2 separate regions of the Homo sapiens genome follow, and region 1 is linked to region 2. Evidence: read pairs that join two places in POLR2A ChIA-PET (ENCODE). Cell type or tissue: OCI-LY7. All regions are shown on one strand.

The links. Peaks named below come from ENCODE experiments on the same cell type or tissue, not always from the same donor. Only the 100,000 strongest peaks of a DNase experiment are listed, where the experiment ranks them.
Region 1: POLR2A ChIA-PET joins it to region 2 with 12 read pairs; 2 of 35 experiments call an interaction of 5 or more read pairs at or near these places.

What each region holds. Positions count from the first base shown.
Region 1 is chr12:24,928,545-24,936,544 of GRCh38, reverse strand. All of the region lies in intron 1 of BCAT1 (branched chain amino acid transaminase 1), which reads left to right. Among named protein-coding and RNA genes, the nearest start is that of BCAT1, 17 kb to the left of the region's middle. RefSeq lists an enhancer at 4,792-4,981. In OCI-LY7, no CTCF peak of the experiment used is centred here; a DNase peak (open chromatin) is centred at 4,674; H3K4me3 peaks cover 1,232 bases; H3K27ac peaks cover 1,415 bases.
Region 2 is chr12:24,537,789-24,545,788 of GRCh38, reverse strand. It overlaps a transcript of SOX5 not described here. Among named protein-coding and RNA genes, the nearest start is that of LINC00477, 42 kb to the left of the region's middle. In OCI-LY7, no CTCF peak of the experiment used is centred here; no DNase peak of the experiment used is centred here.

The sequences.
Region 1 (8,000 bases), 390 kb before region 2:
ATAATTTTGTGTAGTTTTGAGGCTGGGCTCATGCCTGTAATTCCAGCACTTTGGGAGGCCAAGGTGGGTGGATCACTTGAGGTCAGGAGTTTGAGACTAGCCTGGCCAACATGGTGAAACCCTGTATGTACTAAATATACAAAAATTAGCCAGGTGTGGTGGTGCACGCCTATAGACCCAACTACTTGGGAAGCTGGGGCAGGAGAATCACTTGAACCCGGGAGGTAGAGATTGCAGTAAGCTAAGATTGTGCCACTGCACTCCAGCCTGGGCTACAGCGTGAGACTTCGTCAGAAAAAAAGAATAATTTTGTATAATTTCAGGCCACAAAGTCTGCAGTCATCTGTTACAACAGCAGTAGTACACGAATACAGATTTTGGTACCTGGAAATGGTGTGCTACTGTAACAGATACCTAAACAATGTGGAAGTGGCTTTTGAATTGGGTGTTGGGCAGCATGTGGAAGAATTTTGAGAAGCATGATAGGAAAAGCCTAGCTTGCCTTAGAAAGACTGTTAGTAGAAGTAGGGATGTTAAAGGCGCTGCTGGTGAGGACTTGGAAGTGAAGAGCATGGTAAAGAAAATGTGTTTCATTTTAGAGAATATCAAAGTCATTGTAGAAGGTTGGCAGAAGTGTAGGTTTTCATAATGTGTTGTTGGTGAGGGCTGAGAAAGAAATGAGGACCATGTTTAGGGAAACTGGAGGAAAAAGATCCTTGTCATACAGTGGAATGAAACTGTGGAATTGTGTCTTACAGTTATATGGGAAGCAGAATTTGTTTGAACTTGGATATTTGGCTTAGCTTTCCAAGTAAAGTATTGAAGGTGTAGCCTGGTTTTCTCTTGCTGTTTTATAGTAAAATGCCCGAGAAAAAGGGATAAATTGAGGTAGGAACTGTTAAGAAAAAGGAACAAAGACATGATGACTTGGGAAATTCTCAGGATACCTGGTTTGTAAAAGATGCTAGAATTAGAAGATTCATTGTCAGGAAAGTGTGCTCTGGAGAGGAAGCCAAGGGTGAGTTCCTTGTGGCGTAGGTTAGGGGCTGTGGCAGGGATGCAGGGAAGAGATGATGGTGACTTGGACTAGGGGTCTGACGGGGTATGGGAAAATAGAGAGGAATGAGTTGATTCTGTTGGGACTTTGTATTGAGTTCCTTGATTCCATAAGTGGAAACACATGTAGAGCTCTCTTTCCTGGCCACCTAAGCTCTCTGACCATATCCCTGACTCTCTCCAGAATGCCTTGGCTTCATGTCCACGTGAGGACAAATCATATTTTTCTGCATTTTGCGTGCTGGATTCCTCTCTGGACTAAAGATCCAATGAGAGGTGGTTTCTAGCTTTCTGCTCTTTCCCACAACACTCCGTCAGTGAGTCTTCTGGATGTCCTATAGGCAACTCACTGGATCCACTTGGTCTGTGGAAGAATCACTACCACATCCATTTCACCTTGGGCACAGACTAGAAGGTGAGGCAGTCATGTCCTGCAGTCACTGGGTAGCTTACAAGTGCTAATACAGCAATAGCTTAATTAGAGAGAGAGAGAAGAAGAAGAATGTTATGGAGCCTGTTTCTAGAGAGGAAACCACAATATCTTGATCAAGAGACCCTAAAACTGGAAGAACCAGAGCAGCTGGTATCAAAATGTGGAAAAAACTGAGATGTGGCAAGTGGTACAACTGATAGCCAAGGAGGAAAAATTTGTATCCCCCTGTAATCCCAGCACTTTGGGAGGCTGAAACAGGTGGATCACCTGAGGTCAGGAGTTCGAGACCAGCCTGGCCAATATGGTGAAACCCTGTCTCTACTAAAAATACAAAAATTAGCTGGGCGTGGTGGTGTGCACCTATAGTCCCAGCTACTTGGGAGGCTGAGGCAGGAAAATTGCTTGAACCTGGGAGCAGAGGTTGCAGTGAGCCAAGATCGCACCACTGCACTCCAGCCTGGGTGACAAGAGTTAAACTCTGTCTCAAAAAAATAAAAAGAAAAGTTTGTACCCTCTTCTTTTCTCTTGCCTCAGGATAACTGAGATTCTTATAATGCATTTATTGAACAAATATTTGAGGAGTACTCATTATGTAAGCATCAGACACTGCTCAAGGTCTTGAGGCTGTGAGGGTGTATTAGTCCGTTTTCACACTGCTATAAAGAACTACCTGAGACTGGGTGATTTATAAAGAAAAGAGGTTTAACTGAATTACAGTTCATCATGGCCAGAAAGGCCTCAGGAAACTTACAATCATGGCAGAAGGTGAAGAGGAAGCAAGGCACATCTTACATGGTGGCAGGAGACACAGTGAGAAGGGAGAAGTGCCACACTTTTAAACCATCAGATCTTATGATGATATAGGAGTTAAGAAGAAATCACTTAGGTAGATAGTGAGGGTACGGGAGTCCTTGGTAAGGCTTTTCTTTTAAATGAAAAGCAGCCCCACACATAGACAAGCAAGCTGGGAGCTTGCACGGGTGAATGCCGGCAGAAACTAGGAACCAGACACGTTAAGATGGCGGCTCCATTTTCCCTTCTCTGCCAGCCAAGTGTACAGTAAGGAGCAGACAAGCTGGTGCCGGCCAAGAGGAGAATTCATGTGCATAATAAGATTAGGGTGGGGTGACCAGCCTTCCCAGTGCGCTATGTGAACATCATACCTGATTGAACCAATCTGTGAGCCCTATGTAAATCAGACACCACCTCCTCAAGCCTGACTATAAAATCTGGTGCATTCGCCACCCGCCGGTGTTTCCTCTCAGAAGTCCCCTCTCTCTCATTAGAGAGAGGGCTGTTTTCCTTTCTCCTTCTTCTGCCTATTAACCTGTGCTCCTAAACTCCCTGTGTGTGTCTGTTCTGAATTTTCCCGGCATGAGAGGATGAACCTGGGGTATATACCCCAGAAAACATAGCCACTTAAGTGAGAACTCACTCACTATTCACCCCCAAGATCCAATCACCTTCGACCAGGTTCCTCCCCTGGCGTGAGGGGATTAAAATTCCACATGAGGTTTGAGTAGGGACACAGAGCCAAACCAAACCATATCAGAGGGTGAAGAGCAGGTAAAGTTGCAGCTCTCCTGCAACTTGCAGGGAAAGGCCATATAACACATGGTTATGAGCACAAACTGGGACTGGACTGCAGGTGTGTGAGCCCCAGCTTTGCTATTGAGTGACCACCAGCAAGTTATTAAACTGTGCCTCAGTTTTTTTGTTTATGAAATGGTGGTATTAGTACAACCCACCTCTCATGGATGATGTGAGGATTAAATAAAATAACATGTTGCCAGGCACAGTGGTGCACACCTGTAATCTCGGCACATTGGGAGGCTGAGGCCCGAGGGTTACTTGAGGTTAGAAGCCTGAGACCTGCCTGGCCAACATAGCGAAACCTCATCTCTGCTTAAAATACAAAAAAAAAAAAAAAAAAAAAAAAAAAAAAAGGCCAGGCGTGGTGGCTCATGCTTGTAATCCCAGCACTTTGGGAGGCCGAGGCGGGTGGATCACAAGGTCAGGAGTTTGAGACCAGCCTGGCCAATATGGTGAATCCCCGTCTCTACTAAAAATACAAAAATTAGCCAAGTGTGGTGGTGGGCACCTGTAGTCCCAGCTACTCGGGAGGCTGAGGCAGGAGAATCACTTGAACCTGGGAGGCAGAAGTTGCAGTGAGCCGAGGTTGCGCCACTGCACTCCAGCCTGGGCGACGGAGCGAGACTCCATCTCAAAACAAAACAAAAAAACCAAAAAAATTAACCAGGCATGGTGGCACACACCTGTAATCCCAGCTACTCAGGAGGCTGAGGCAGGAGAATCACTTGAACCCAGGAGGTGGAGGTTGCAGTGAGTTAAGATTGTGCCACTGCACTCCAGCCTGTGCGATAGAAGGAGACAGTCTGCAACAAAGATCCAAAAACAAATATAAAGCACTTATAACAGGGTCTGGTCTGAAATAAGTACTATGTAAGTACTGTAAGTATTAACTAATATTATTACAATTTATCCTCATATAGTAACATATCAAATATTTTCAGTCAGTGATGCAATATGAATAAAATGAAATGATGCAGTAGTGACAGAACTGAGAGAAAGCTGGTACAAATTTATACTGACTGGTCAGGGAAAGCTTCACAGAAAAGGTGAACTTTCAGCTGACACCTGAGTACCATGGTCTGGAGGTAAGAGTGTCCCATGCATATGGAACAGCAAATGAAACTTCCCAGAGCATAATCTGAGAGGGGAGATTTCAGGAGTGGAGCCACATCATTGAAGTTCCTTAGTCCTGGTAAGTGTGGATTTTATTCTAAGTGTGGTGAAATGCCCCTGAGAGGTTTTGAGTAGTAGATGGAATTCCATTTTTAAAAGTCACTGGTGAGTCAAGTAGTGTACTATGGTTACATTTTTTTCCCCTTATACCTCATTTTGTTTTTCCTGCAGTTAATTCTTGCATTATTTCCTTTTATTTACTTACCTTACTATATATTTATTATGAATTCTTTCCAATTCCCAACTTCCTGACAGCCTCTCAATGTAATTTTACTTAGGTTAAATGTATCTGACAGTTCATTTTCTTTTTTGTCTCTGTACTCTTTCTGCTACCATTCTCATTCTTGCACTAATTTGTGCTGGTTTCTCTCTGAGCCAGCTGCACAGCTGCCTGCCTAAGACTTCCTCTTGGCATCTTTTACCCTCTCTCTGTGTTACATCCCCGGTTTTCTGAATCGTGTGGCGTTCTCCTTTTTACTTTACTTCCTCATTTGTGTTGCACGTATGCTCTAGTTGTTTTTAGATAAAGAGTGCATCAGAGGTAGATGTTTTGATTCCTTACATGCCTGACTTTTTGTTCTACTTTTGCTCTAGGTTAATACTTGATTTTGAATAATATCCTAGGTTAGAAATGATTTTTCGTCAGAATTTTAAGGGAATTGCTTTTCTGTTGTCTAGTTTCCTGTGTTACTGATAGGAAGTCCAAAGGGGCTCGTATTTCAGGTCCTTTTTATGTGTAACCTGTTTTTTGTTCCTTGAGGTATTCAGGGTCTCTTTTTATTGCTAATTTGGGGAGCTTTATCATAACATGGGTCCTTAGTCATTCATCCTAGAAAATTTTCCTTTCCTATATCTTTGATGATTTCGTCTCCTCTGCTTTCCCTCTTTTCTCATTCTTAAACTTCTATTTGTTTGACATTAGACCTCCTTGTTTGATCTTCTAATTTAATTTTTCTCTCCTAGTGTCCAATTTTTGAGGTGGGAGAAAGATCTCATCAATGTTATCTTTCAGCCTTTCCCCTGAATTTTAAAATTTTACTCTTCATATTTCTTCTGATTAATCCTTTAAAAAAATAGCATCCTGGGCCAGGTGCAGTGGCTCACACCTGTAATCCCAGCACTTTGGAAGGCTGAGCGGGGAGTGGATCACCTGAGGTCAGGAGCTCAAGACCAGTCTGGCCAACATGATGAAACCCTGTCTCTACTAAAAATACAAAAACTTAGCCAGGCGTGGTGGTGGGCTCCTGTAGTCCCAGCTACTTGGGAGGCTGAGACAGGAGAATCACCAGAACCTGGGAGGTGGAGGTTGTAGTGAGCTGAGATTGTGTGCCATTGTACTCCAACCTGGGTGACAGAGCAAGACTCTATCTCAAAAAAAAAAAAAAAAAAAAAAGGGCCCTGTTCCACTGAGGCTTCAGTGCGGAGCATGGAGGGATACTACCTCCAAATTCCAAACACGTTTGACACATCTAAAGAACCTTCTAAAGGATGACTAAACTAATTCTGCAAGCTTTAGCCTCTAACTTATCTCCAATTTATATTTAATAGAAGGCTGGAAATTGAACAGAAAGGAAATAAGATTATTTGGAAATAAAAAATTGTCAGCCAAGCAAGGAGAGCTTGGCATTTCTGGAAACTTCTTTACCCTGGAAGAGGTAAAAAAGTGATTCTCCCATTCCCCCAACAGGGCATTCACTAAAAATTAAGTGAGAAATGCTTTGCCTAGAGGATCTGTAGCTTGCGAACACTTGACTTGTGCCACTGGTGTACGGAACATAGCAGTGTCAGCTCTGCCCTGGGACAGTCAAGGCTGGCTGGTGCTGCCTGTGGTTAGAGTCAAGAGAGGGGTCTTCAGTGGGTGCAGTTTGCAGTTCCAGAGTTTAGTAGAGCAAAGACGTCATGAACTATGTGAACTCTGAGGAAAGGTGTCATAGAAACACCTCAAAAGGACACTGTCTAAGAAGGCTACTTGCTGGGGCAAGGAGACCCCAGGGGTCAGAGGCTGTGTAGGGAATAATGCCAGAGCTGGGGTTGAAGGAGAATCCTTAGAGGTGAGACAGAATGTGCATCATTGCAGTGGGGCTGTGCAAGGCAGTGGTCTCCACAGGAGGTGAGGACAAGGGGGAGGGGAGGTTGTGAAGAATCCGTAAGTGACCATGATGCAATAGAAAGCCAGAATTTGGGCATTTGCCATAGGAGAGGGCCCCCAGTGCCAGATTATAATGGTCACAGACAAATGAGATTTTTAACCATTTCCTCTAATTCATGGTCCACACTTAACCCCGTGGGTCCTGGAAACAGCAGCTGGAGAATGGAGAGGAAAGTGATGTGGGAGAGAGAAAACTTTCTTTACCCTTTTCATAACTGAGTTTATGAAGTAAACTGACAGTAGAAAGATAAATAGGAGAAAAGACATAAATTTATTTTGTGCGTACACATGGGAGTCCCATAAAATATGAGACTCAAAGAAAGGCCAGATGATTGAAGTTTATATAGTATTCCTGAGCTACAGAAAAGGAATCAGGGCTTGGGGCTTATTGAGGGGAGGTGGTGACAGGTTATAAGAGGGTGAGGAGAGGAAGTGTATAGCAAGCATAGGTTGTCTTGTTATGCAGATAAAAAGTCTCTCAGGTGATAAAAGTTGTCTCAGAGTCCCCCATCAGAAGAATAGGTAATAGCCTGTGACAAGGTCTACCTGTCCAATCTTCTCCCTGGTGATAAAATCTTCCCTGGTTGATGAGATTCTTATCAAAGTTTTTTTCTTTATAGATATAAATTTTGTTTACAAAAAGACAGTTTTTCAGAGCTACTCCTGTGTCTACAGTGTCTCAGAATAACTAACTGGAAATACATCAAATAAGCATATCCTGATGTGGCATATTCTGGTCATATTTTGGGATGGTGCGTCCTGAGCTCCAATGCTGAAAAAACAGGAACCCCATTTCTGTTGGATGTGCCAACCTAAAATAATCAAAAGGGTCAGAATCTAGTTTAAAGATACTTTATTCAAGTGCAAAGTTTAAGGACAGTGCTAGGGAAACACGGATCCCAAAGAATGGAAGTCAGCGTTCTGAACTTTAGAAGTTTGGGATTGTTTATAGAGAGAGAGTTTAGGGAAGCTTAACAGAATTTCAACATCTTTCTGTGTAAGGCTTAATGCCTAGTTACAATGATCTGATTAGTCAAGGTGGTCACTTTCATTTGAGAAAGGCATATTTAACATTTCACGGGCTGGGAGCGGTGGTTCATGCCTGTAATCTCAGCACTTTGGGAGGCCGAGGCGGGCAGATCATCTGAGGTCAGGAGTTCGAGGCCAGCCTGGCCAATATGGGGAAACCCCTTCTCTACTAAAAATACAATACAATAAAATAAAATAAAATAAAAAAAATTAGCCGGGCATGGTGCACGTGCCTGTAATCCCAGCTACTTGGGAAGCTGAGGCAGGAGAATTGCTTGAACCTGGGAGGCAGAGGTTGTGGTGAGCTGAGATTGCACCATTGCACTCCAGCCTGGGCAACAAGAATGAAACTCCATCTCAAACAACAACAACAACAACAACAACAACAACAACAACAACAACAACAAACATTTCACACTGAAGGTGTAACAGTCATGGGTTTGTATTTTCGTTTTTCTTGGTTTTTTTTTTTTTTTTTTGAGACTGTCTCGCTCTGTATTGCAGGCTGGCATGGCACAATCACAGCTCGCTGCAGCTTCGATTTTGTGGGCTCAAGTGATCCTACCA
Region 2 (8,000 bases):
CTAAGCTAGGGCTATTCTTGGAAAGGGACTGAACTGGGAGCTTCCAGCAGCCGATACTCCTGGCAGCTGGGAGAGCAAGTGCCGCTGGGCAGCGCACCACAGCATCCACTACAAACAACCTTTCTGATAACTTCTCTATTTTTTAGAATTCTCAGATTTTTATTAAAATGCGGATGCCAAAGAACTAGCAATTGGTCCATGAGATGCAATTCTGCCATTTTCCTGGGTTTACTTATGTTTGCGTTATTCGTATTACTTGAAAATCTGTCGATTTTTTTTTTTGAGAAGAAAACCTTTTTAAACCCCTTGTCCATTTTATGAGGGTCAATTTAGCTAAAAATTAGACAAGGCAATCCATAATGCATTTCCTCAAGCACAGGAAAACTGTTATGTGTGACAAAATGGTGAAACAAGAGAGAGGAGAGCATTAACATTAACTTCTTCCTGTTGTGAAAATGAGGGCCCCCATGTCAGTTTATTAGTAATTGGATTAACAAATACAACCTTGTAGATCATCTTGAATTTCTGGCTTTGGAGAAAATGTCTTTGTGGAATGAAACCAAGGCAACATTTTAACTGGAGGTAGGACAGCTTGTTGGACCTACACATATGGTGGTGGTGATGGGGTCTCTTTATGTACGGGGTATAGTGTTGCTCAGTACGTGGACAAGAGGTAATCAGCCAGAAAGGGTAGTCCTAGGTTTTTTCAGGTTCCCAGGTGGACGTCTAAGTCAGTGCTCTCCTAATTTTTCTGATCATGTATATAAACCGTCAATAAAAAATATATTACTCTATTTAAACAGTAAACACACAGAAAGGGGATAAGATAAAGAGTAAATAAAGAATATCTATAAAATCAGAAACGTAATTAGAAGCTGTAATATTTTCTTCTAACATGCCAGTTGACTTTTTCTTCTTTTTGCACCCACTTCAAATACTACTGAATTAGATTTCTAAAGCATAAGTTATGTACCAAATGGGGACAAAGTGCGTTGGAGACAGAATTTGGCAATTTAATGGGTTTGACATGTGCTACTATTTAAATGAGGTAGTATGAGCTCCAAGTATTAAAAAGTGAACTGAAGAAAAATTAGGTTTTAGAATAGAATTGGGATGCTTTAAAATATTTTTTTAAATCATGGAGGGAATGTGTGTGTGTATGCATGTGAGTGTATATCTGTGTGTGTGTTTGCATTAGCCAGGGTCATAATGACTTAGCATTTCTTTCTGTTTAGCAATTCCCCACAATTAACTAAAAGGTTGGGGCCACACTGACACCATTACCCTTCTGTATATCTGGCTCTAATTTATGATCCATATCCTGCCTTATATCCCAGAATGCTTTTGAATGTTCTTCCATTGTTTCTTTTTTTCAGATTTATCAATGTATAGATCAGTTAAATGCAATAATGAAAAGATATCTTTATTAGTGTCATCTCAGCAATAGAAAAACTGAAAACACAATACCTTCCATATGTATAATAAGTTCTTACCCATCTTTTTGGAATTTTAAATATTTATAAGCACTTTCCTGGTAAAACTCAGACGAGTTTATAAGAATTATCCTAGAGTCATCTTGTGCCTGAACTTAAGATAGCTTCCTTATTAAAATCTTTTATTTTGCTAATAAAAATCCATTTCAATTATGTTCTCTTGTTTTTATATTTAACAGTACCTGCTCATGAGATACTGGTTGCTTTAAATTTCTTGGAAGAAAGGGGATAAATACATTTCGGGTAGCATTATTATTACTTTTCATTATGGATAAAATTAAAAGGTAGCTGGATTTGGAACCAGTATATAGATGTCTTAATAAGGATATGGTAATCATGGTTCAGTCCCTAAGGAAACCTAATCACATAATCTTAAATATAGTTCATAAGTTAAAAGGCAGAACCTTGTTATGCTAGTGTGCTATCTTTAAAATAATAAAATTAAGATTCTTTAAAAATATACGTACAAATGATCTTTCCATTATTGAGTGTAGACTGTCTCTCAAAAGAATATTATGACTTGAAATGTTCAAGTAACTCCATCCTTACTTGTTGTTAATTGCTTTATAACTATTTGCATTTGCATACTGATTTTTAAAAACTTTTTTGAGCCAGGGTCTCACTCTGTCACCCAGGCTGGAGTGCAGTGGCATAATCTCAGTTCACTGCAAACTCTGCCTCCTGGGTCCAAGTGATTCTCCCACCTCAGCCTCCTGAGTAGCTGAGACCACACACGCGTACCACCATGCCTGGCTAGCTTTTGTATTTTTTGGTAGAGATGGAGTTTCACCATGTTGGCCAGGCTGGTCTGGAACTCCTGATGTCAAGTGATCCTCCTGCCTCGGCCTCCCGAAGTGCTCGGATTACAGGTGTGAGCCACCATGCCCAGCCACATATTGATCTTCATAGTAATTTAAAATAAACAGCGTTGTATTTGATTAATCTTAACTTCTTATTCATTCATTTAAACCTTTTTTATTGAAAGTCCATTTTTGGTTACACATGAATTGAGTAAGGGGGTTACAATGGTAAGCAGAAGAGATTTGGTCCTTACCCTTACGGAGCTTCCAGTCTAATGAGGAAGATGGAGGTGAGTCAGCTGACCATACCAATAGACTAGAGAGATGCTCTCTCCTCCAGTGTTGTTGTGAGTGGTAGCTGGACTGTTCATTCTTTTAAAAATCACAAATGCATAGAATCTTAAATAAATGCTGTTTACATTAAACATTTTAGTATATTTAACATGTGTGCTTTATTAATTTATCAATGTTTCATTGTTCATCAGTGTTTATCAATTTGCCAATTAATTGGTATAGAACTCAGACTTAAGTATGGGTGTCCTGAGTGAAGACTCATTATCTTCTTGGGTAAGCCACACCAAAATATATATTGAATGCTTCTTAGTTTTGATTTATTAAAAATGGAGGAGACCTTGAAGGCATTTGGCAAGCAATCTAAGTGCAGAATTTTCTAGTTTTAAAACATTTTCATCCCAGTGTTACGAAGGTGACAACTAATATAGTGGTTCTTATAAACAATTTGCCTTTCGTCTTTACAAAGCATTCAATTTGGTGTCAATAAAACATTCATTTTTGCCCTTATATTTCCCTAATTATGTCATATTTAGTTAATTTTCATGATTACAATAACAAATGACATAAGCAGACTTGGGATGAAGCAGACAATTAAAGTGGTGAGAGCAGGATGGTGTGGGTTACTAGAGGAGTCTTTCTGCCATTCAGGTGCCAGGTAGGCCTATCGTATATTTTGCAGAAGAAATGGAGCACATTAGTTTCTCAGGCGACTTGGGGAATGTAGGTGGGCTAAGAACGTTGTATTATAAATATGTATAGTGATAAGTGCTATCGAGTGTATTATCGAGGAAAAGTACAGGCAGCTGTAAGGATACATAGAGTAGCCTGTTTTATTCTGAAAGTCCCAGAAGGCTTTCATGAGGAAGAGCCATTTGGGCTATGGTATGAAAAGCACTAAGGGCCAACTAGGTGGAGAAGTTGTGGGTGAGTAAGCATAGAGAACAGCACGTACAAATCTCTGCAATGGGCTAAAGCTTGGACTGTTAAGGGATCAAGAGAGCAGTGTGGCCAGGGCACAGAAAAGAAGGGCCAAGGCTGTGAAGGTTGAGGTTGGAGGAGGCAGGGGTCATATATCATAGAATCTTGTAGGTCCTCTTAAGCCTTTGGGTTTTTAATCATAAAAGCATTGGAGAGTAATTAAAAGATTCAAAATTATGATTTAAAAAGATTATTCTGGCTGTTGTTTGGAAAAAAGAATGAAGGGACATCAGGTAGTGATCCTAGTAGCCTAAGTAAGAAATGTTGTCCTTATTCTGAAAACTATTCACTGTACTGTTTTTCGTGGCCTGCTACGTGACTAAATGGGTCTTTGAAATACTTGAGGAAAAGCAGAGCCTAAATTTATCGTAGTTTAAATTTTTTTATCACCTAGGAAGACCTGGAACAGAATTTTCTATACTATACTCTTACTTACCATTTTCTCCTTTTACATTTATGTTCACTGTTTCAGCACGTTATGTTCTCAAAACAATAGGGGAAAAAAGGAAAAGTCATTCTTTTAAGCTTGTACCATGCTATTGACTTTCTTTGAAAGGACAACAAGTGTGTTTATTTTATCCCTGTGAGTCTAAAAATTAACCATGAAACATCCTTCTTTACTTCTAAACTATGTGTAACAAAGAAATGCTTTATTGCAATTTCATCAATAATTCAAATGCAACTTAAAGGAAAGTAGGGCAGCTAAGGAAAAATAGCACACTTGTTCCATAATTGAGTCGATTAAATAGTATTGAGTCCCATTGTCATAGTCATATTGATGAAACAACTTTTGTAACTACAAAAAGTCTAATAAGAAATAAAACCTTAGAATGATGATGCAATGTCATGGACATTTCTTCGTTTATTTTCTATTGTAAAATACAAATAATGAAAGCAACCTTTTACCGAAGTGCAATAATAAAGGAGCAGCTTTTGAAAGGTGCTCTCATCAGGATATTAGTAGTTTTCAAGGCTGTGCAGTAATAGCCCAGGCTATTTTGGAACTGTGCATACATTAGTGTTCTGGTGCAGCATGATACAATAATGTGTGAAAAAGTATAAGCTCGCACCTTGTTTAAATTTGCAGTTTTTGTGCATAATCCCACAGTGAGCTCTTGCCAGATTTTGACTGTTTATAGGAGAGAAAAGTTTATAGAAGCCTACAGACTGGGGCTTGTTGTAAATATCTGACAATGAAAATAGGGTTTTAAAAAATTGCATGCCATATTTTTTGAAAGATTAAAAGGGTTATGTTAAGTTTATATTATATATGATATTTTGCAATGCAACTTATGGTTAGTTTCACCCAATGGAAGCTTCAGAATACACATACATAGCCATCTACAGGAAAAATGTAGATTTGCTCTATTTAATATTTGCAGGGTATGATTGCAAAGTACAGAGTTTGATTTTTGAAAACAACGATTGCACTATAATTTATGCATTCATATTAATGTTGTTTTCAAAATTGTCACCCAGAGAAGCAAAACCCCTTTTCCAATGATGCCATTGTTCAAAACATTTTGGAAAAACTTCCTCTCTCGAAATTGTCTTTTGAATCATTTGCAAGCCTGACTAAAACATCCATCTCATTACTTTCTAATCGCATTTTATACCAAGATTCATCATCCTTTTTTAATTCACCAGAATTGGCTATAAATGTCTCTCTGAAATGATGAAAATGGCTAAAATTGACTTTCAAATTATGAAATTTGTCACCATTGAGGATATTTAGAAGTGTGTGTGCTTGCATATGTGTGCACAGACTTAGAAAACAGTTTCAGATGGAGAGAAAAATACTGTGAATAATGGCTGATCTTTAAGTGAGTAGTGTTCTAAGGTGACCATTAACATGGTAAAATACATTTGAACTTAGATGACAAGGTATGTTTGTTTAAAAAAGTCACATTACCTTGCATTAGTTTTTACAACGTATACAAAGAAAAATGCGAATATGTCTTTTGGAATGCAAGGCCAAATACCTTACATAATTAGCAGTATATTTTATTATTAAAACAAAGGATTAAGTAACTACAATGCTAATCCTATGTTGGCAGATTCTTCAGATAAGGTCCTTACGTGAGAACATCTCAGTATAATTTTATTTAAATACTGCCATTGACTGTCTGATCTGTAAGTATGTGTATTCATTAGCATCTTACATAATGCATATTAATTTTTATGTCATTTGAAGGCACTAGTTCATAGCACTTGGAATTTTCATTCCAGTTCACCTCTTCATATAAATAATTGACCCAGTTTTCAAAACTATAAGTAATTATTTTCTTAGCCATCAGTAAAGAACGCATATGGTTACATGTGCTTGAAATGTAACATAACTGGAAGGAATTCCAAATGTTTTCTTATTTTAAGAACTCTGCGGTCATTCAGTGTTTATGTGTTGAATGACTTATGAGTAAAATGAAAATGAAGTAGGACTAAATTAATATACGTATCCAGAAATTCACCATTTCCTCCCACTTTGAACATCTTTATTGTGTTCCTTCTTAAATATGTAGGAAATTAAGGAAATGTTTGCCAGAGAGACTTAGGTGAGTAGTTTTTCTTTTCTGAGTATAAGGAGAGCAAACAATTAAAAGATAATTTTACTGTGGTCAGTTTTTGTGACCCTGTACCATCTTTGTAATGTCTGCCTTCCAGCTTTAGTGCATTACAATAGGGATCAAATGTCTATATTTTAAGAATATCATTGGTAGCTTTTTGAAAGTTGATAGATTTAAGTGTAAACCAGTGTTTGAACATGAAGCTCTGGAACACACTTTTGTAACATCACCTTTTAATAAAGGTAGCTCAACAGTTGGAGACAATAATGACTTCTTGTTTAACATGATATGTGATTTATACAGACTAATTTGTGTTTATAGTAATTATTTTACCCTGGTTAACTACCTGTGTTAAAATTTCTTTGTTTTCTGGCTTCATACTACCCAGTTGTTTTTTTTCTTACTTGAATGCATGTATCCTTGACTTTTCTAAACATTTTTAAACACAGGGTTTATGTAGGACTTGTTCCAAACTAATAGGTACTTTGTTCTTTTTAAACACGTTGGTTTATATTAATGAAATTGGCTAATTTGTTTTTGTAAAGTTTTGTTTTCTTAAAGGGGGGATGAGTTTTGGGGGACTAAATCATACTGAACATGCACTATACCTTTAGTGTTTTGGTAAATTTATGTTACTTATTAATTGCCATGACTTTTTGACAACAAACGTCATATTTGAAATTCTACTGAAAGAAAGTATAACAGTGTGATATTGTTCATTTGTGATGTGATAATTGTTCATTAACAATATCTAAAATCTGTAATAGATTAGAAAACAAAATCCCAGCGTGTTTTTTCCCCATTGATAAAGATAGATTTAGAAAGACCATATTTTAAATATGTCATAGTACTGCTAACCGAAAGTTAAGAGTTTTAGTGTTGTAGGAGTTATGCTAGTAAGTAATGTTTATACAATTCTGATAAACATTTCCCCATGACTGAATTTTGAGTGGAAAACTTTGTTTCTTAAAAGGCTCTAAGTGGAAGAAAAAAATATTAGAGTCTGTCTTCTTATCGTGTAGTGTGTGTGTGTGTGTGTGTGTGTGTGTGTGTGTGTGTGTTTAGATCCAGCTTAATACCAAGTAATGCCAACATCTGGCAGAGAGATGGAGATCTGGGAATTTGTTGCTTGAAACCCTGGGACAAAGTGTTCTGATCTGACCGGCGAACATAGCTGTAGACTTGAACTGAAATCTTCAGGGGCAGAAACGTCTTAAGTGTCTGGAAAATTGGCCTGTTGAGTCACCGTGAAGGCACTAAAACAAAACTAATTTTAAGCAGGTCAAAGTTCAGTGATTCCCTCTGGAATTCAAACTTTTTTTTAAGAGTCTCATGTTTAAGTGAAAAGGGTCAAAGTTGATGCACTGTTACAATGTTTTGAATGCTTTCCCTTAAGAACAGCCACCCAAGCTGGGATTAGCATGAGGAACTGCAAGGCTGGCACTTCAGCGTCTGGGTTAAAAATATTTTAAAGCAGTAAATGCAGTCAGTACAGAGAGATCCCTGGGAGCCTTTCTATTCAAAAATGTGTGAGCTCAGGGCAGCGACTGCAATGTAATTTAGGGCAGTGTATGCTTCATAGCTTTGGAGAATATTGCTTCCCGTTAATGTTCCATCGGAGGATGGTAGGATAGTAGTAATTTTAGAAGGTGGTATTCCTGTTTGTCTTACATCGAAAACTTCAGAATAAATAAAAGGAAACATCAATCGAACAAGAAATGTAACTGTGGAAAAGTACCAATGAATCTAAATTTGAACTGAACAGATACAAAACCAGCATGGGTGTAGGAATATTTTTAAAGAGGAAGCTATGGCAAAAGCAACTTCCCAGGGGATGGACTGAGCAGGTATGTACAGTGTGGACAAATAGT